2 separate regions of the Homo sapiens genome follow, and region 2 is linked to region 1. The links are chromatin loops, found by intact Hi-C in ENCODE. Cell type or tissue: OCI-LY7. All regions are shown on one strand. Each heading gives the region's core, and the rest is flanking DNA. Links, peaks and the distances in the headings are about the cores only. Region 1 has its middle 8.7 kb from the start of LINC03124. Region 2 has its middle 51 kb from the start of LINC01087.

What was found. A loop is a pair of places that touch in the nucleus more often than their neighbours do. Peaks named below come from ENCODE experiments on the same cell type or tissue, not always from the same donor. Only the 100,000 strongest peaks of a DNase experiment are listed, where the experiment ranks them.
Region 2: it touches region 1 in a loop (5-fold over the local background); 2 of 110 quality-filtered maps call a loop at or near these places.

Annotation. Positions count from the first base shown.
Region 1 is chr2:131,668,617-131,678,924 of GRCh38, reverse strand. No RefSeq gene overlaps it. Among named protein-coding and RNA genes, the nearest start is that of LINC03124, 8.7 kb to the left of the region's middle. RefSeq lists enhancers at 4,636-5,273, 5,274-5,913, 6,089-6,388, 5,914-6,552, 9,750-9,929 and a cis regulatory region at 9,722-10,029. In OCI-LY7, for the core only: CTCF peaks have their summits at 4,564, 4,773 (motif pointing left), 5,873 and 6,077 (motif pointing right); DNase peaks (open chromatin) are centred at 4,794, 6,324 and 6,684; H3K4me3 peaks cover 2,495 bases; H3K27ac peaks cover 1,367 bases.
Region 2 is chr2:131,580,420-131,590,727 of GRCh38, reverse strand. No RefSeq gene overlaps it. Among named protein-coding and RNA genes, the nearest start is that of LINC01087, 51 kb to the left of the region's middle. RefSeq lists an enhancer at 2,271-2,420. In OCI-LY7, for the core only: no CTCF peak of the experiment used is centred there; DNase peaks (open chromatin) are centred at 2,297, 4,529, 5,627 and 6,167; H3K4me3 peaks cover 4,000 bases; H3K27ac peaks cover 6,065 bases.

The sequences.
Region 1 (10,308 bases), core at 1,263-9,262:
GATGGCCCCGTCACAAGTTCACCTGATGACCTGAGTGGCCACTGTCTTTCTCCTGAGTGGTTTGTATGCTTATCTACCAGCATTTATTATTTTTATTTTTTTGCATGATAAGTTTCCAAGGAACCTTAGTGATGGGGACTGTCTCTCTTAAAATTAAGTTGTGTAAATAACTCCCAGAGCCGTGCTGGTAAGAAACAAAACAAAACAAAAAGAACTAGAAGCTTGAAACAAACATAGGATTTCTGCTGGAAAAAGGATGCAAAGCAGGCCTGCCTGCAGCACTTCCCCAGAGCTAATCCTTGAGCCGAAAGAGCTTCCTGGTGAAGCCTCGCACTCTCTGTAACAGGGCGTGGGGGGACCGAGACATGAGGGCTCCAGATTTGACCATGTTTACCTAGTTATGGGATTTCAATCATGTCTTTTAAATTCTTTGAGCTGCAGTTTTCACATATATAAAGTGAAAATATTTTTAAATCTTTAATTTGTATTATAACCTTGTGTAAAGATAAAATAGTACACTTGAAAGCATTTTAGCTGAAGTCAAACGTTCACGTGTGTGCATGCGATGGCTTCTTAATTATTTTAGGGCTTATCCTGGTTTTACTGGTACTGTTACTAGCACTGCTGCTTCTCCATATCTCTGAAAACTATGAAATACTTAGAACTGAAGCAACAAGAAGCACCTGTCAAAGCGTTCTATGGCCGATGACAGATTTGACACAACTAGATATAACAATATGTTAGATGGTGCCTACAGCACTGCTGAGCAGAGACTTCATGCTGTTCAAAGTCAAAGGTGTCCCTAGAATTCTGAACTTGCTGAAGCCGCCCTCAGAACTGAAGTTGAGAAAAGTACATTTTCAATTAAAGAAAGTCTGAGAGAATGTGTTGCCATCACACCCAAACCACAATAAATGCAAAAGAAAGCTGCTCAGGTTGAAGAAAAATGATAACAATTGGAAATTCTAGTTCTCAGAAAAGATGAAAGTGTGCCAAAAATAGTAAACATGTGGAGGGGAAATTGCTATTTTAATGACATCCTCCAGGAATTACAACATGTGCAGAAGAAAAATCTATGACAACATGGCACAAAAGATCAGAGGAGGGAGGAGGGTAAGGTAAGGTTTTTATATTTTATATACAGTGTTATGATATTTAATATACTTTAAGTATTTTTATTTTAATTTCTAAAGAACTCACTAAAAATAAATAAATGAAACAAAGAGTCATAGTTAAAAAAAAACAAGATACAAAATCCATACTAAAAAAAAAGAAAACCCCATAAAACAAACAAACAAACAAACAAATGAAAACTACAATAATCCAGAAGAAGACCAGGAAGGCAGAACAGAGACTGTCAAAGTAGGTAAAAAGGAAACCTCAATATCAGCTTTTAAAAAGAAATACACTTATGAGGTAAAGATACAAATAGATTCAAACTGAAAAGATGGACTAATATACACCATGCAAATCTCTGTTATCAAAAACTGCAGCCAGTGTATTAATGGCAGATAAGACAGACTACAAGAAAGACAAGCATCAACAGGGATAAAGAAGGACGTTTTATGCTAATGAGTCGATTTGCTTAGAAAACCTAATAATCATAAGCATGTATGCACCTAAGAAAAATAACAAAATACACAAAGCAAAAGTTATTGAATTAAAAGGATAAATGCATAAATCCACAATTTGACAATTCTAATTCTTATATCTCAGAAATTAATAGAAAAAAATAACTCCAACAATAACACTACAAGGTATTAATAGAAGAGATTATAACCAGAGCACTGGGAGAAAAACAGCAATATCCAATATGCTTACAATATTGGTTGACAACTCAAAAGTTCCCAAAAGAATTTTTGACACTAAAGGTAAATAGTCTGGAAAACCTAAAAGCCAGCATAGGAAGGAAGTGGAAAATGAAATGTTGATTGAAAATAAATCTGGAAGTCCAGGCGCGGTGGCTCATGCCTGTAATCCCAGCACTTTGGGAGACCAAGGTGGGTGGATCACCTGAGATCGGGAGTTCGAGAAACTCTGTCTGTACTAAAAATACAAAATTAGCCAGGTGTGGCGGCACATGCTTGTAATCCCAGCTACTTGGAGGCTATGGCAGAAGAATCGCTTGAACCTGAGAGGCAGAGGTTGTGGTGAGCCGAGATCACCCCGTTGCACTCCAGCCTAGGCAACAAGATCAAAACTCCATCCCCCCGCTCCCCAAAAAAAAGAAAAGAAAAGAAATCTGAAAAAAGGAAAAGAGAATTGAGGATAAGGTTTTGGGATACAAAATCCAAAATCAAGTGATAGAAATAAGTTCAAATATATCACTTTTTCCTACCAAACCTAGAGGGATTAACCTCATATATTAAAATACAAAATTGTTAATAACAAAGCAGCACTTTCAAATTAAAGAAAGAAAAATAATGGGAATAAAAATTTTAAGTAAATATTCACAGAAAGCAAGCTGCTACCACAAAATTAATTTTAGTTCAAATAAAATTTAAGGAAGAAATAATAAACAACAGGATAGACACTGCACATGGAGGGACAATAGAACCGAGTAGGTGAAGCAACGTCAAGTCCAACGCTGGCCTCGCCTCCAGGACGTACAAAGAAACTAACAGGAAGAGCAGGTCTAGAGAGGGATGCTGGAACTCATACTTCTGAATTTAAATGGGAAATAGACAAAGATGTTATGTGTTTATAAAATATTTTAAAATCACAACAAATGCTGAATATACATTTTCTAATATATGTAATACTTACTAAATGGGACCCATATTAGGTTGCAAAAGAAATTACAAAAAAACTGGAGCTAGGGACCAAAGGACTAACAGAAGTCAGAACAAAAAACACGCCCCATATATTTTAGGAAAAAACGGCACAGTGATTTAATGGTAAATCACTATAAACATGAAGGGATTCACCTAGAATAGAGATGAGATTCCAGAGTTCAAGACGACAACATGTGTCAGCCTGACTTTCTGAATGACTGCATAGGAAAGCCTGCCATCCAAGGAAGCGCAGAAAAGGACACCCCTCAGGTCCTGGATGGAGGAGGATGACCCCCAATACTGGATGGAGAAGGATGCCCCCCAGTCCTAGATGGAGAAGGATATCCCCCTCAGTCCTGGATGGAGAAGGATGCCCCCTAGTTACTGGATGGGAAAGGATGTCCCCCAAGTCCTGAATGGAGAAGGATAACCCCCCAGTCTTGGATGGAGAAAGACAACCCCCAGTCCTGGATGGAGAAGGATAACCCCCCAGTCCTGGATGAAGAAAGATGCCCCCCAAGTCCTAAATGGAGAAGGATGCCCCCCAAGTCCAGATGAAGAAGAATTTCCCCCACTCCTGAATGGAATAGGATCCCCCTCAAGTCCTGGGTGGATAAGACACCTCCCAAGTCCTGGGTGGAGAAGGACATCCTTCAGGTCCCAGATGGAGAAGGATGTTCCCCAAGTCCTGCTTGGAGAGGGTGGCTCTGGGGACCGCATGGGGAAGGATGCCCTTTTTCCAGCCTCCCCATCCATACTTATCCTGACCTGTTAGTGTAGAACAAAGAGATTTGGAGGAAGAAACACGGGACTAAATTTACTCAGAATGTTTTCCTTTTAATTAACATTTTATAAATTCTGATTTTTCTTTGATAAAAATAAGCGAAATGTATGATATAAACACAGTGTAACAACCAATTAGACCTATTTTTCCAAATCTGTGTCCTGGTTACCGGCTCTATTAGTCATTCTGCTTTGCTGTATTTGTAAAACTTCTCAAAATTAAAGATAAAAGAGTTTATTGCTAGTAACATGTACAAATAGGCATTGAATAAAATGTGACTCTTTAAAAATTAGTTTATTCTATGGGCTTCTTTTGGTGTACTAAGATTACTAGTGGATCTTTATTACAAGCTCACTGGTAAAAATAGACAATGTGATAATATTCTAATTTGTTAGAAATTAGTGTTGAGTGAGTATTAATCAAAACTTTAAAACCAAAATACATGGACATAAGAATAAATTATTCGACTTAATTATCTACTGACTTTAAATTCTAATTGCTAAATTTACTTTTTGTCCATTTCACCTCCTTCAAATCGCCAATTAACTCTTCATTTTTCTCTCCTGTCAATATTTTATTCTCATTTATTTTTTTCTATTTCCTGATTTTTTGAATAACTAAGGGAGTCGTGTTTTGCTTGTGTTAGAATGACTTCATTACACCAACCCATTAGGCAACTAGACCCTCACCAAGGTGAGCACTAGGAGACTTCAGACCATGGAGCCTCTCCTGATTTTTGACTCAGGCTACCTGGCAACTGTGTTTAAATTACGAATTGTTTAATTTTTTAGATCCCCTATAGATAAAGAAGGATTTTAATAACCATCAATTTAAAATGCACATGGACACTTTGTAACTGACATTTATTGCAGTTTCTGTGCTGCAGCCTCATGAGTAACTGTTTGTAAGGAACATCATGTTCCTCATTCTGCCCTTGCTCCTTGGGCTCCAACGGGAAAAACCAGAAATTCTGTGGGTATAAAACATGGAAACATTCATTCTTTGAAGAAAAAGGCTGCAAAGCAGAGACAAGAACAGGGAAAGGATGTTATCGAATACATGCAAATGGATAAAATATGAATGATTATGTTCTCATGTTCAACCCAATTTTTAAAAATGGATGTATGAGCAGTGCGAGCATTTACTCAGGCCATGGTGAGCCTGTGGGCAGCGGTGGCAAACCCGGACTCCGCCCGCCGACACCAGCGGCCCGGAAACCCTAGCGCCAGAGGCCACCTAGTGGCCAAAGTCAGGCAGTCGGCCCACAGCTGCAGGAGAGCTGCAACGCGCCCTTCAGCGGATTCCCGGAGGCTGCACAGTGCCCAGCTCCCGCCACCCGGTGCTCTGGGCGCGGGCAAGTGACCCTCAGGCCGTCTGGGACAGGACCAGCCCTGCGGCCTCAGCGGTGGGCTCAGGGGCGGCTGCCAAGTGCACACGGTGAACTATAGCAGCTGTGGCAGCCCCCGACCCTGTGCAAGCCACCGGCAGTGCAGACCCCATGACCAAAAGCCGCCGCGTCCCCTAACTCAGGCGGTCGGCCCCCCAGCAGCCAGAGGGGGGAAACCTGCAGCTCAGCCCCATCCCAGCGCCTGCACTGTGCTCAGCGCCCGTAATCCCACTCTCTGGGCGCGGGCAAGGAAGACTAGACCTTAGGGTGGGAGGGCGGTGCACTCGCGGACCCTCAAGCCTTCTGGAACAAGCCCTGCCATCCTCCGCCGCGGGATCAGCGGCAGCTGCCACATGCACACTCCTGGAAGCAGCATTGGTGGCAGCTCTGGTCTCTGCCAGCTCCAGCAAGAACGCGGACCCCAGAGCCAGAGGTCACTGCAGCGCATGTTAGGAGGTTGGCCTCTCAGCCGCAGGAGGGCAGGAATCTGCGCTCAACCAGATCCTCATGGCTGCACAGTGTCCAACGCCCACGACCCCGCAATCTGGGCGCTGGTCTAGGAATAACGGACCCTAGGGTGGAAGGGAGGTGCACTCACCCACCCCTGGGCAGCCTCACACCAGCCCTGCCAGCATCTGCCTTGGGCTCAGCTGCAGCTGGCGCCTGCGCATGGCACAGGGCAGTAGCAGTGGCAGCCCTGCCCCTGCCCTCAGACACCAGCAGCAAAGACCCCAGGGCCGGACGCCTCCAAGGCACTTAAGTCAGGTGGTCGGTCCCATAGCTGCAAGAGGGCGGGAATCGGCTGCTCAGCCCCATAGCAGCTGTGGCAGCCCCCATCTCTGTCCATGCCACCAGTAGCACGAACCCTAGGGCCAGATACTGCGGTGGAGCCTAATTCAGACTGTAGCTGCAGCAAGGCGGGAATCGGCCGCTCAGCCCCATCCTGGAGGCTGCTCTGTGTCTAGCGCTCGCACACCACGTCCTGGGAGCAGTCTAAGGAACAGCAGACCCTAGGGGGTAGGGCGGTGCACTCAGCGACCCTCAGGGTGTCTGGGACCAGCCCTGCCAGCCTCTGCCATGCTCTCAGCTGCAGCTACCATCGCCAGGTGGCGCCCGTTAGCAATGGTGGAAACCACACCCCCCTCCTCCGACCTTACCTGCCCCCAACAGCAGTGCAGATTCCATAGCTGGATGCCTTGCCAGGGCGGGAACCAGCCGCACAGCCTATTCTGGGCAGCTGCACAGGGCCCAGCGCCCGAAACCCCGAGCTCTGGGCGCGGGCCAAGGAAGAGTCCACCCTAGGCTGAGAGGGTGGTGCACACCGCGATCCTCAGGCTTTCTGGGACCAACCCTGCCGGCTTCTACTGAGAGCTCAGCTGCAGCTGCCACCTGTACAAGGGCGCGACAGCAGCAGAGCAACCCGGCACTTTGCCTGCACCAGAGCCCTGACACGGGGGACAAGGCCGCCTCAGCGCCTAATTCAGGCAGTCAGCCCCGCAGCTGCAGCAGGGCAGAAACCTTTGCCCTCGGCCCAGTCTCCTTGGCTGCACAGTTCCCAGTGCCCGCGACCCGAACTCTGGGCTCAGGCAAAGGAAGAGCGGACCCTAGGGTGGGATAGTGCTCCACTCAATGACCCTGAGGCTGCCTCGGAAACGCCTTGCCAGCCTCTGTCATGGGCTCAGCTGCAGCAGCCACCTGCACATGGCGCGCGGAGCAGACTTGATGGCAACTCCAGACCATGCTTTTACACCAGCCAGGCGGACTCCAGGGCCAGAGGCCGCCCAGCGGCTAATTCAGGTGGTCCGGCCCCAGCTGCAGGAGGGCGGGAACCGGCAGCTCAGCCATTTCCTGGCGGCTGCCCTGTGCCCAGCGCCTGCACACCCTGATCTGGGCGCCTACAAGAAAGAGCTGACTCTAGGGTGAAAGGACCGTCCACTCAGCGACCCCCAGGCTGTCTGGGACCAGCCCTGCCTGCCTCTGCTGTAGATTCAGCTGCAGTGGTAACCTGCACAAGGCGCGCAGCAGCAGCTGTGGCAAACTCCGACCCTGCCAGCTCCACCAGCAGCGCGGACCCTTGGGCCAGAAGCCTCCACGACGCCTAAGTCAGGGTGTTGGTCTCTAGCTGCAGGAGGGCAGAAACTGGCGCTCAGCCTCACCTCAGAGGCTGCATGGTGCCCAGAGCCAGGGCCCAGCTCTTCTAGTGCAGGTTGGAGAGGCCCCCCAGGCTGGAGAGCAGTGTCATGAACACAGCTTACTGAAGCCTCAACCTCCCAGATTCAAGCTACCCTCTCACTTCAGCCTCCTGAGTAGCTGGTAGCTGGGACTACAGGCGGGTGCCATCGTGCCTGGCTATTATATTTTATATACATTTTGGAGAGACAGGGTCTCACCATGTTGCCCAGGCAGGTCTTGAAAGCCTGGAGTTCAAGTGATCCTCTCACCACCTTACCTCCCTCAGTGGTGGGATTATATGTGTGAGCCACTGTGCCCTACCTGCCGCTTTTCTTATAAGGATACTTGTCATTGGATTTAGGGCCCATCCTAATCATCTCAAGGTGCTGGATTTAATTACATCTGCAGATTGTTTTCCAAATAAAGGCACATTCACACATTCCAGGTAGACATATCTTTTGATAGACCACCATGCAATCCACTCTAGGAGTATTAACGTGCCGTGTGGACTGAGGCACCAAAGAATCACATTATTATGTCATATAACTTGCCTTATTTGTAGTGACCCGTGGGCTTGGAAACAGAACCATATGCAGCTGTCAGGGAAGTGCACAGTGCCTGACCTTTCCCGCAGCCTCCTCCCTACTGGTCTTCCATGAGAGGATCATCCCTTGAGAGTGTCGAGAGATTCCTGTTAAATGCTAAAGACCACAGGGGCGTTTGGGAGGGGGAAGATGTTTGGGGAGCAACTTAGTTGTCCTGAGGTGCCTATCACCCTTCACTGTTTCAGCAATATGGATCTTCCAAGGACCTGGGAATGGGAACCAGGCATAAGACAGATACATGTGGATGAGAAGAGGCCAGAGTCTTTCTCTGTGTAGGTACCAGCCCAAGATGAGCATTGCTCCAGAAACACATGCACTCATGATGCTAAACCCAATCTATTGAGGACTTAATACAAACTGAGATTTGTTTAAAGCATTTAATTCTTACCACAGTCCTTTGACATCTTATTATCTCCATTTTACAGATAAAGAAACAGGCACAGAGGGTTTAAGTAACATGTACAAGATCACACAATCACAACTAGTAAAGCCAGAATTAAAGTCCAGTCGGTCTGCATTCAAAGCCTGTGCTCCTGCCCCAAAATGAGAAGTAATGACTTAAAGGCAAGAAAAACAGACCCTCCTTTACCCACCATCCTCATACACAGACTTCCAGCCCAGGATCTGAGCCATTTATTCATTTTCTCTCATATTCATTCATTCATTCAGTTCTTCATCACACATTTAGTGAAGTTCTGTCGTGGAATGTTCACACAGAAGGTACAAAAATGAGGCAGGTGTATTTTCTCCCATCTAACAGGGGATGACCACATGAAGAGAACTGATGGGCTGTGTGTCCCATGGCCTTACAGGGCAGTGGTGGAGGGTGGCCCAGGTCATCCACTTTCTGGGGAGGCAGAACCAGAAGCACCAGTTGGACAACTACTAGAGATGTTTATGCAGCCTCATATGTTAAGTCATATATTTTGAAAGCTTTTTAAATTTTTTCTTTAAGAAGATTTTAGATGCTTATCACTGAGTACCAGAGGGATGTAGGCTGGTGCCCTTATTAACAAAGTCAGGGACCGTGGCACACAAGGATTGACTACTGCAGATACGGTCACAATGCTACCTCTAGATGGCCTGAATCCCCCTGCCCTCTCTGGTGGGGAGAAGGGCTGGCAGAGCCATTAGCATGGGCTCCGGCCAATCCTGGCCACTTTGATGCTCCTGGTGCTGACCCAGGGTCCTGGAGGAAGGGATGAGGTGGGCAGTAGAGATGCTTAGGGCAGCAGCCCCTTTCCATCCACACTGGAACTATTTCAGTATTTTACCACCAATTCGGCCATTCCGTTGTGCGCTGGCTGAACATCAGCCCTGCTCCAGGTCTCAGTTTCCCCTTTGTAAAAGGAAAGCTCTGGATTCAGGGGTGACCAGAGGTCATCATGGTCTTGAGATTCGAGGCCTGTAGGCAGGGGGTGAGAGGTTCACTAGGAGCACAGAAGGCCAAGGTTGGGGAGAGGCAGCAGAGAGAGTGGCCTCCCTTCGGCCCAGGTGGGAGGTTCACAGAGACACACTTCCTTCTTCCCCAAGGCAGGACTTGTTATAGTGAGCTTCAGGCAGTCTGGCTCTTAGGACTAACTAGGATGTCACCCTCCCTGCAGCATCCACCACTCCATAGACAACATGAGAGGAGTGTGTAAGTATAACTAGAACAAGCTAGTGTCCTGATATTCTCTGTGATGGAGGGGACAGCCCTCCTCAGAGACCCGGGGGGGCCCAGAACCATGGGCAGCCTGAACACACTTTACTTTCTCAGCAGTGAAAATCAGAACCCTGGCCTACTAAAGCAGAAATTAAAAAGAGAAAAACCTAAGTTCCTGCCTGTTCCAGGCTGACTCACTCCAAGGCCGTGCTAGAATTAAGATAACTTTATATACAAGGCCAGGAAGAGCCCAGAAGGAATGGACTCCAGGAACAGGGATGAGAAAAACAAGTTCTTATCAGCTTCCCCCTTTGAGATTCTTTCCCAGGCCAATATTTCTTTGTTCTGCTCTCATAACTATTTTTGTAACTATCTCTGTAAGTTTATAAGGATTTTTTAAGTTCCTGTTTTCCATCTGTGTGACCCTGAGAAGGTCACAAGACATGCCTGAGCAAGCCTAAAATAGTTACCATCTGCTGAGAGCCTGCTGGGTGGCCCAGCAGAGGTCATCAGACATGTTTGAGTCATACACTTGTCACTGTTTGATTAACTGCCTTTGTTCTGCTTCTGTAAGCTTGCTAAGCCCGCCCTGTAAGTTTTGCACAGCTGCATGCTTAAAAACCAGGCCCCGTCTTTTTTCCGGGCTCAGCCTTTTGGATGCAAATCCACTGGGCAAGTGGTCACTTTAATAAAATCCTCCTGTCTCACCCATTGGTCTCTCCAGTCTCTTGAATCCCTCAACACTAAGATGGCTCCAAGACAGCATGTGAGACTTAAGTAATAACTTTTTTGTTTGTTTGTTTGTTTTTATTTTTGTATGAGACTGGGTCTGGCTTTTTCACCCAGGCTGGAGTGCAGTGGTGCAATCACAGCTCACTGCAGCCACTTCCTGGGCTCAAGCCACCCTCCCACCTTAGCTTCCCAGGTAACTTAGGACTACA
Region 2 (10,308 bases), core at 1,136-9,135, 88 kb after region 1:
CAAGACGCCCATTAAGCCCAGCGCCTGCCTGAGGTGCCTTCGACACCTGCTCCTCTTTGCTCCGCACCCAGAACAGAACATGAGGCCATCAGCGAGGGGGCATTTGGGGCCACAGGATTGCAGCCAGCTCCTGCCCTGGTGCCCCCTGCCCAGTGTCCAAGCCAGGGCCAACAGCTGTGGGGCTTCTGGCCTGGGGGGCTCTGCTCCACTGGCATGCAATAGGGTCAAGGTGCAGACCGCTGTGTCCAGGCCGGCATGAGGGGGCTTGGAGGAGCACCTACCACTCTGATGGGGAGATGCAGAAAGGCAACCCCATGTGCAGATCCTGGGAACAGGACACTGAGCCTCCCTGGTGCTGGCCTCTGAGCTGGACCAGGGCAAGTAGCACCTCGACCCTCCTACCGGGACCCTCCTGCTGCAAAGCTTTATGCAGCCAGGCTCCAGGCTGCTTCACCCAAACCACAGGTGCTTTGGTGTGGGAGGAAAAATGGATTCTGAGCCTGGACACCAACCTACTCTTACCAAAAGAAGTAGAGGGGAAGCCAATCACAAGTGCAAAAAAAAAAAAGTACTATTTTGTAACTGAAGTCTTATGAAGGGTTAAGCTACCTTGCTTGATACTAAAAAGAGGAGCTTGATACTAAAGCTCCTCTTGCTTGATACTAAATTAAACTTTGAATGAAACAAAAAGAAGACACATACACTAAATTTCCTTGTCCCTCTGTGATCCCCTGAGCCAGGAAGCAAGGGGAAGCCTGGCCTCCTGGACTCTCTCCCCAGCTGGGGGCTGAATAGTTTCCTCCAGGGTCACAGGGAGCAGCTGGGCTCAGTGGGGCCAGGCTGCCCTTCCTTCCTACATGGGCGTTCTCAAACCTTCCATTGCCCCACACAGAGTGCCATGATCCGGGTTCAAATCCCAGCTCTGGCACTTGCCACCTGTGTTACCTGGCAAATGCCTTACCACCCAGGCACTTGCTGTCTGTGTCCTTCCTGACAGGAGGGATGGGAGCTGGTGGCCCTGGCATGAAGCGCTGTTAACAGTCAAACACAAGCAGGAGCAGGCAGACACCTGGGTGGGGGACTGCCCTGCTGGGGGTGCTCACCAAAGAGCACCTCCCCATCTGCCCACGTGGCCTTGCACGTCTCAACACTTATCAGGCACCTGACTACAGGAAATCCCTGAACAAAGCCCTGAGCTGCCCTGGGGAATGTGACCAGGGCGATGGACCAGGAAGGACAGTCTGGGGTGCTTGGCATGAGTGAGGATAGGCTGGGGAAATGCCAACCTCTTCCACCAGCTTTGCATCCCAGGGCACCCTCAGTGGACAGAGAACCCAGAGATGCCACAAGGCTTGAGCTGCATCCTAACCATCCTGAGTTCCAGCCCAGCCATGGCCCCGGCCCGGGGGTACTTTGGGTGCTAAGTTGGGATGACGAGGGGCCAGGTGACACTCCTGTGTTCCAGGATCCGGTCAAGAAGGTGGTACCCTGTCACTGCCTGGCTCCGTCTGGTCCCAGTGGAACAAGAAGGGCAGGAAGCCTCTAGCACCCACCCTCTGGGCCACCAACACCCAGGTCCACAGTGTGGCCACCTGAGTCAGCACCACCTGCCTCGGGGACCAGAGCATGAAGGCTCAGATACGAGGAGCATAGCGCAGCAGTGGATGCAGGTATGCAGGATGTGCTGTGCGGATCCAAGGAGCCCCTCTCTGGAGGCTTGGGCATAACCTCTCCATCTTATTGACACATAATATTTTACCTCTTTGTAAGGTACATACAAATACTTGTTACATGCATAAAATGCGTATTCTGGTTACTTTGAATATTTACACATAATAATATTACTTAGCCACCACAGCCTGCTGTCAAACATTACAGCCTATTTCTTCTAAATGTAGGTTTGTACCCAATAACCAACTTCTCTTCATTCTCCCTTCCACATACCCAGTCTTCCTGGCCTCTGGTACTGCCATTGTATTCTCTGTTTCCATGGGATCAAGTTTTTTTAGCTCTCACGTGAGTGAGAACCCGTAGTATTTGTCCTTCTGTCTCTGAAAATGTTTCTGAAAATGACACGATTTCCTTATTTGTTATGCCAAATAGTATTTTACTGTGTCTATTTAGCACATCTTATCCACTCATCTGTTGATGAATACTTGGATTGATCCTGTGTCTTTGCTATTGTGAATAATGCTGTGATAAACACGAGCATGCAAGTTCCCCTTTGTTACACTGAACTCTTTCCTTTGGATAAATACCCCCCCAGTGAGATTGCTGGACCATAGAGTAGTTCTATTTTTTCTTTTTTTCGAATTCTCTATACTGGTTTCCATCATGCTTGTACTGATTTGCATTCCTACTGACAGTGTAGCAGAGTTTCCTTTTCTCTTCATTCTCACCAGCATCTGTTATTTTTTGTCTTTTTAATAATACCCATACTAACTGAGGTGAGATAATATCCCACTGTGGTTTTGATTTGCATTTCCCTGATCAATGAAGTTGAGCAGTTTCTCATATACATCTTAGCCATTTGTATGTCTCTATTCCTGTCCTTTGCCTATTTTTAATGGCATTGATTTTTTAACTTTTGAGGAGTCTGAGTTCCTTCTATACTCTGCACATTAGTTCCCTGTCAGGTGAGTAATTTGCAAATATTTTCTCCCACTCCAGGGGCTGTCTCTTCACTGTGTTGATTCTTTTGCTGTGCAGAAGTTATAGCCCACTCAACTATTTTTGCTTTTGGTGCCTGTGCTTTTGAGATTTCATCCATAAATTATCTGCCTAAGCCGATGTTCTGAAGAGTTTTCTCTATGTTTTTCTAGTAGTTTTATAGTTTCAGGTCTGACATTTAAGTCTTTTTTTCTTTTTTTGAGACGGAGTCTGGCTCTGTCACCAGATTGGAGTGCAGTGGCGCAATCTCAGCTCACTGCAACCTCCGCCGCCCGGGTTCAAGTGGTTCTCCTGCCTCCCGAGTAGCTGGGACTACAGGCACCCACCACCATGCACAGCTAATTTTTGTATTTTTAGTAGAGACGGGCCATGTTGGCCAGGATGGTATTGATCTCTTGACCTCGTGATCCACCCACCTCGGCCTCCCAAAGTGTTGGGATTACAGATATGAGCCACTGCGCCCGGCCCTAAGTCTTTAATCTACCTTGAATTGGTTCCTATTTCCAACCTGAGACAGGGAAGAAGTTCACAATGACTTTGCTGAGATAGTAAGCTGACTGCATAGTTACTAAGGGGGCATTTTTATATACTTCTTTCACAGGAACAAAGAAGCCAAGTCATTCCCTACCCGAATTAAATGTATGATTTTTAAAGAGGAAGCCTTGAGAATTTAACCCAATCTAACCATTACTCCAAATTATTTGGTAAACTGTGTCACTTTAGGTGGAGGAAGGTAAGAATTACGGGAACGTGAATTCTTTAAAAATCCATAAAAATGTACTGTGCTTGGAGACAAACTTGTAAGTTATTGCCCCTTTACAATGATTTGATGTCAAAAATACCGTAATATATTACTACTTTTATTTGATCAGATTTTTAACTGATTAAAGATTTGGTCTTAATCACTATTTTACAAAATAAATGCTCACTCTGAGCGTATAGTTCTACAGCCAGTTTTTAGGAACTTAAAATTTTTATATAATTTCAAAAGTCACAAGAATAGTACCAAGAATCCTCCTCCTTCTCTTAACCAAGACTCACCAATTTCTAAAATTTGTAGAAATTTGCTCCATTTTGTCCCATTTGCTTTGTCTGTTTACATACCTCTTTTAATGATTTCAGTGTAAACTATAGACATAATTACCCCAAAGTGTGCATTTCCTAAGGGTATTCTTTTACACAACTCTAGAATAATTATTAAAATCGGGAATTACTGTTATTATTTTTTGAGACAGGCTGTCACCCAGGCTGGAATGCAGTGGTGCAGTCTTGTCTAACTGCAGCCTCAACCTCCCAGGCTCAAGCAATTCTCCCACCTCAGCCTTCTGTGTAGCTGGGACTACAGGAGTGTGCTACCATGACTGGCCAAGTTCTGTATTTTTGGTAGAGATGAGGGGTCTCACCATGTTGCCCAGGCTGGTCTCCACTCTTGGCCTCAAGCGATCCTCCTGCCTCAAGCTCCCAAAGTGCTAGGATTACAGGCCTGAGCCACCATACCTGGCCTGATCCCAGTTTTAGAAAAACTCTGTAACTAAATTTAGATGAAAATATATGAATATGTTCAGTGATTGCTTTCACATTTTCTAAACTGTGCTTTTTTATATCATTGAGAGTCTTCAATAAATGTACTTTGGTTTCAAATATTTTCTTGAAGTCAGACATATTTCGCTGTGACCTAGAACAGTTCTTCTCACAGCATCCCCTCCCTGCAAACTGCAGGTCTTGAGGTCAGTGGCGCTTGACTCTAGGGACTCTATGTTCTTCCTTGGATCCAGGCCCTAACTCAGGGGATGGTGGCACCACCTCCTGCCCAACTCTCAGCTGCCTGCACTGCTGGTCATGGGTGAGAGGATGGCCTGCCCCAGATGAGTGTCAGTGTGTGTGTTTGTGTGCTTTTGCTGCATTTCTTGTGTCTTGCTTTTGTCATCTCTTTCTCCCTTTCCTCCCTGAGGCCTGCATAGGGCAGCTGTGCTACCCACCTCTGAATGTGGGGTGAGCTGTGGCCCAGGCCTGGGTGCCTGCTGGGACCTCCCAGGAGATGTGTGGAAGCAGACACCAGGCGGGCTCAGACACTCTAATGGGTACACTTGTGCCTTGTTCTGTCCCTGTCATTTGAGGCCATTTTGGCCAATGGGAAAGCAGACCCCTCTGGCAGAAAAAGGTCCACTTTGCCTCAGGCTGGGGTGGCAACTCTGCCTGCAGGTTGGACCCGTGGGGTCTCATCGTGAACCCCCATGGGCGAGTGACACTGGGAAAACTAGAGGACGTGTGGGTTCTGCCTGCTGTCTTTGCGTGTGGAGACAGGGTCCTGCCAACCAGTCTCCTGAAGGGGGAACTGCCTCCTGTGGGTGCCATGTGTGCCAGAATCCAAGCATGGGTGTGCACAGGGGCGGCTGAGCCCACTCACAACCCAGGACAGAGTTGCTTGGCTGTTTTGGGGCTGGGAGAGATCTCGAAAAGCCTACCAGACCCAGCATCATCAGTGGCTCTCCCACTCTCAATGCCTTGGTCTTTCTGCTTTTTTGGCTGTCACATTGGCACATTTCTTGGTGCCACCAAAACAACTCAAAATAATCTCTTTTCAGTCATGCCTGCATAACATAATTGGCTTCAGGTTTCCTGAAAACAGAGAAGGTGAAAATCCAGAAAAAAGGGCTACTTGTTTTCTTCCTCTGATGGTCCAGCCTGTCTTCAACCACAGGACTCCACGCTGGCCTGGGGTCTGAGCCTCCTGGTTCAGTCACTGTCTAGCTTCGATCAAAACCATGAGCAACTGAAGCAGAATATGGAAGTGGAAAATGCTCTGGGTTGTCCCCATGTTGGGAAATTATTGTCCAACAAACGAGTAGCTGTCCAAAGCACTGCAAGACAACCAGTGTGCCTTGGAGCTTGTCAGAGGAAGCGTTCAAGAGTCTCATTCAGCAAGTCTCACTTCTTCTTTATGTTCTAAATCACAACACAGAATCACAGGCCAGGCTTGCAAGAAGCGAACATTAACTTCTATCCACATGTACTTAGCCAGGGCTCATTTGAATGGCCACATGTAGCAGCAAAGAGGCTGGAAAGGAGTGTAATGGTGTGACTAGTGGAAAGAGGAGACAGGTTTGTTGTTCTTCACCCCATGTATACTAAGGATGTTTTTAGAAAAAAAAAGAAAAACTTTTTTTTGCTCAAGCACAGTTTATGCAACAAAATGGGATTCAGAATCTAATTTCACAAAATAAATCCAGAGGAGAGACTTGAAGGAAAAGGGCAAAGATATAACTCAATAAAGCCCATAACATCACAGAATACGGTGATGGTGATGGTTTCTAACCTTGAGAAAGTAAGTGGGTTCTTCAGTTTCTAAAATTTATTTATCAGTTCTTGAACCCAAGAAATCAAAATAGATCATAACAGAAAAAAATGACCTAGCTTTCACCTAGACAAGTTAGAAAATGCAGAAGTAGCCTGGCAGAACTACAACCATCTGACCTTTGACAAAACCACAGAAATAAGAAATAAAGAAAAGGCTCACTATGCAACGAATGGCGCTCAGATACATGACTAGCCATGTGCAGGAGAATTAACACTGCAGCCCTGCTTCTCATCATATGGAAAATTAACTCAAGATCAACCAAAGATTGAAATAGAAGACTTCAAATATAAAAGTCCTAACAGACAACCTATCAAACACCTTTCTCAACATAGGCTTTTGCAAACCACTTAGACAATTTAGTACCCAAAAGAAATGCAAGAAAAAACAAAAAGTACAAGTCTGGCCGAAGAAACTACAGACCTGCTGGACAGCAAAGCAACTGCCAACACAGTAAACACACAGCCTACATGATGGGAGAAAATGTTCCCAAACCAAGCATCTGACCAAGTTCTAAAGCCAGAATCTAGAGGACCTTACCTAAATCAAGAAGCAGAAAAATAACACAAGTAAAAAATGGGCAAATGACACAAACACACTAGTCAAAACAAGACTTAAAAAAGACCAACAGACAGGAGAAAATGCTCAACATCCCTAATCATCAGAGATGAGGTACCAGTGCCATCACACACCAGTCAGAATGGCCATTTGTCCAAACACAAAACATATTTGTGTAGCAGTAGATAAAAGCAAACACAGCTACACTCTTGGGGTAATGCAAACTAGGTCTCAAACTGTGGAGAGCAGTTTCAAGATTTCTCAACAACAACAACAAAGAGGGAAAGGAAGCAGAGATACCCTTCGACCCAGCAATCCAACCCTGTGTATCCACCCAAGGGAAAAATACATGTGTCTATCAAAAAGACACAGACATTTGCATGTTCACGGGAGTGCTACTCACAGGAATAAAGACGTGGACCTGACCTAGATGCCCAACAACAGAAAATGAGATGTTTTTAAATGTGATACCTATACACCACAGAATACTAAGAAGCCACCAAGGAAAATCAAACACAGAAACAAAATCATGCCCACAGCATCAACACAGACAGAACTGCAGGCCACTCTGCTAAGCGAACTCAGGCAAGAGCAGAAGACCAAACACCGCAGGTTTTCACTTACAGGCAGAAACTCAACACCGAATACACACGAACGTAAAGATGAAATCAACAGATGCTGGGTACTACCAGACAGAAAAAGGAGGGAGACAGGAAGCCTTGGAGGAAGAATGATCCAACTGGTGCTGTGTTCACCGCCTGGGTGATGGGTACGCTAGGACCTCAAGCATACAAAGTCTGCTATATAGCCATGTAGTGAAATGAACCTGCAGGCGTCCACCCCTCGATCACAATAAAAGTAGCTATCATTTTAGAAAACCCAGTTTTGGAAATAGAAATAGAAAAAAAGGAAGAAAATACAAAAAAACACACAAAACGAAAGAAAAAGCCTACAGTGGCCCAATCCATCCATTAGTGGCATGAACACAGAAAGATAACCAAATGGACACAACGAAGGAGCCAAATAATCAGCCCACAATTATAAACACTGAATCCATAGGATTCTTGCTTTTCCCCCAAAAGCACACCAAAAGCACAATGGTTGAAGAAACTGGGGGGTCACATGCAAAGGACTGAAATAAACCCTTCCCTTACACAAGACACAAAAAGCGACACAAAATCCACTGAACACTAAAGGGCAATTGTGAAACCAAAACCTCCAAGGAAAACACATAGGGTGCATGTCTAGTGTGGGAAAACTTGAACCTGTGCACCTAAGCCACAAACAGAAAACACATAGGAATCAAATACCCATAGACCATACAATGGCTTCGCCATCTTGCTTTTCTTCTCAAAGGGACACAGAAATCACCGCTAACAAAAGCTAATGTGACCATGTGAGACTAAGGACAACTTCAGAGCTTCACATAGCTTCAACACTGGAGAGAAAACAGTGAACCCAACAGAAGACATCCCACAGACTGGGAGAAAATTATGGAAAACTGTGGATCTGGAAGGGCTTCTTATCTGATATATTCAAGAAACTAATGGTCCCAAGTGGACAAAAACACAAAAACCAATACACATGCTAAAATTGCCCAAAAGACTGGCATAGGCATTTCTGAAAAAACCTGCAACAGACTCGCGGGTAATAGAAGTTCCTCCACATCAGTAATCATCCCCTAAATGCAAATCCCAACCACACTCAGATACTGCCAAACTCCCCAGAGAACGAGTATGACCAGGAACAGCAATAAAACCTTTTGAAGATAAGGGCAGTGTAGATTTGCAGACAGAGAAACTCTCACACACTATTGGTAGGAATGCAAATTTGTATACCCACTGGGAGAGACAGCAGGAGGTTTCTGAAACAACAATACAACTACCAGTTCCCGTAGCCATCCCAACATTGGGTATACCAGCAAAGCCAAGGAACCTTGTAACTTAAGGAGATATTTGCCTTCCCGTGTTTGATGAAGTACTCCGGACAATAACCAGGGTATGGAAGTAACCTACCTGTCCATCCAGGGAGGAAGAAATGCAGGAAATGAAAGATGCATGCACGATGGTATACTCCTCAGCCATCAAACTTCTGGACAGCAGGTCACTTCCAGCAAGGTGGAGAAAGCTGAAGGACATTAAGTCAAAGGAAATGAGCCAGGCAGAGGAAGACAAACACAAACACAGCACGATCTCACGCGCATGGAATCTAATGAAATGCATCTCACAAAGGAGCAACGTCAATAGTGGGTACCAGAGGCTGAGGGGAGGCTTGGAAACAGCTACAAAGTGACGCTCAGATGAATGGCAAGAATTCTGGTGTTCTACAGCTTAGCAGGGTGACTAGGCTTAACAGTCTCCTAGCATGATATTCAATATAGCGGGAAGGGGTGATCGGGATACTCTCTCCACCAAGAAATCCTCACTATAGCCTGAAACAGAGACACGAGGTCCTGTAATTTGATCACAACAGCACTGATCCATATGTCAAATGGTCCCTTGCGCCCTTAAAGTAAAAGCATAGACCATGTGAAATTTTTGTTTTCAAATAGGATCACAACATATTTCTGAAAGTCCTGTGGGACAATGAAGTGCCGCGCACTCCCAAAGCAGTTCCTACACACACAGTCGGTGGAGCCATCACACTCTTCCACTTTAACCTACTTCCCAAAGCTTTAGTTACCCAGATTCCTACACACACAAACTCGGTGGAGCCATCACATGCTTCCACTTTAAATTACTTCCCAAAGCTTTAGTTACCCAGATGATTTGTGATAGGCCTTAGCAGAGAAACACAGACCAGGGGACACAATGAAGGTGCCTAGGAGTAAGTTCAAATTGGTATAGCCTAAGCACATGTTTAGAAAGAACCACAAACGTCACCACAAGAAGGGAGAGTCTGTCCAATACAGCGTTCTGAGAACTGGATATCCCTAGGCAAAATAACAACATAGGGTCCTTATTGTGTGAAATTCACAATCATCTATTCAACATGAATGAAAGACCTATACCCAAAACTTGAAACTATCACTCTCTGAGAAGAAAGTATATGGTGTGTGGATACCTGGGCCAACCTGGATCTATGCTTACAATTTGCAAAAAGGAAAATGAAAACAATATGGGGGAAAGAAAATACAAACAACAAACAAGCAAAACTCACAATAGATTGGTATGCTAGTGAATGTCCTTTATTTCATCAGTAACCAATGTAGTGGAAAACCACAACACTGCACACCCCTGAATCTGCATCAGACTCATCAGACTATATGGCTTGGGGGAAAGAAAGAATGAAAACAATGAATGAAAAGAAACAAACATCCAACGGATGATAAGAAAGGTATAGGGGAAAACACAGCTAAGGAGATTTTTTTTAGAAAAGGTGTAAGTAACTAACACTACTAACTAGCAGAAAAGAGAAGGTAATTAGCAAACCAAAATTGGGCAAAGAAACCAAAGAGTCTTTTCTGCAAAGAACACCTAAAACTGAAAACAAATGTACTTAACACCTAGTAGTTAATATCACTAATCATAAGAAAAATGAAAATCAGAACAAGACTCAGATATCGTGTCCCTCTCAAAGGAAAGAGTATTACAAAGAACTTCATATATCTTAAAAGAAGGGAAACCACAAATGTTGCTGTGAATTTCCAGAGAGGAGAGCTCTCTTGTCCACAACTGTTGACAAGGTAAATTAGTGCGCACACTACAGAGGCCACCTGGAGGTTC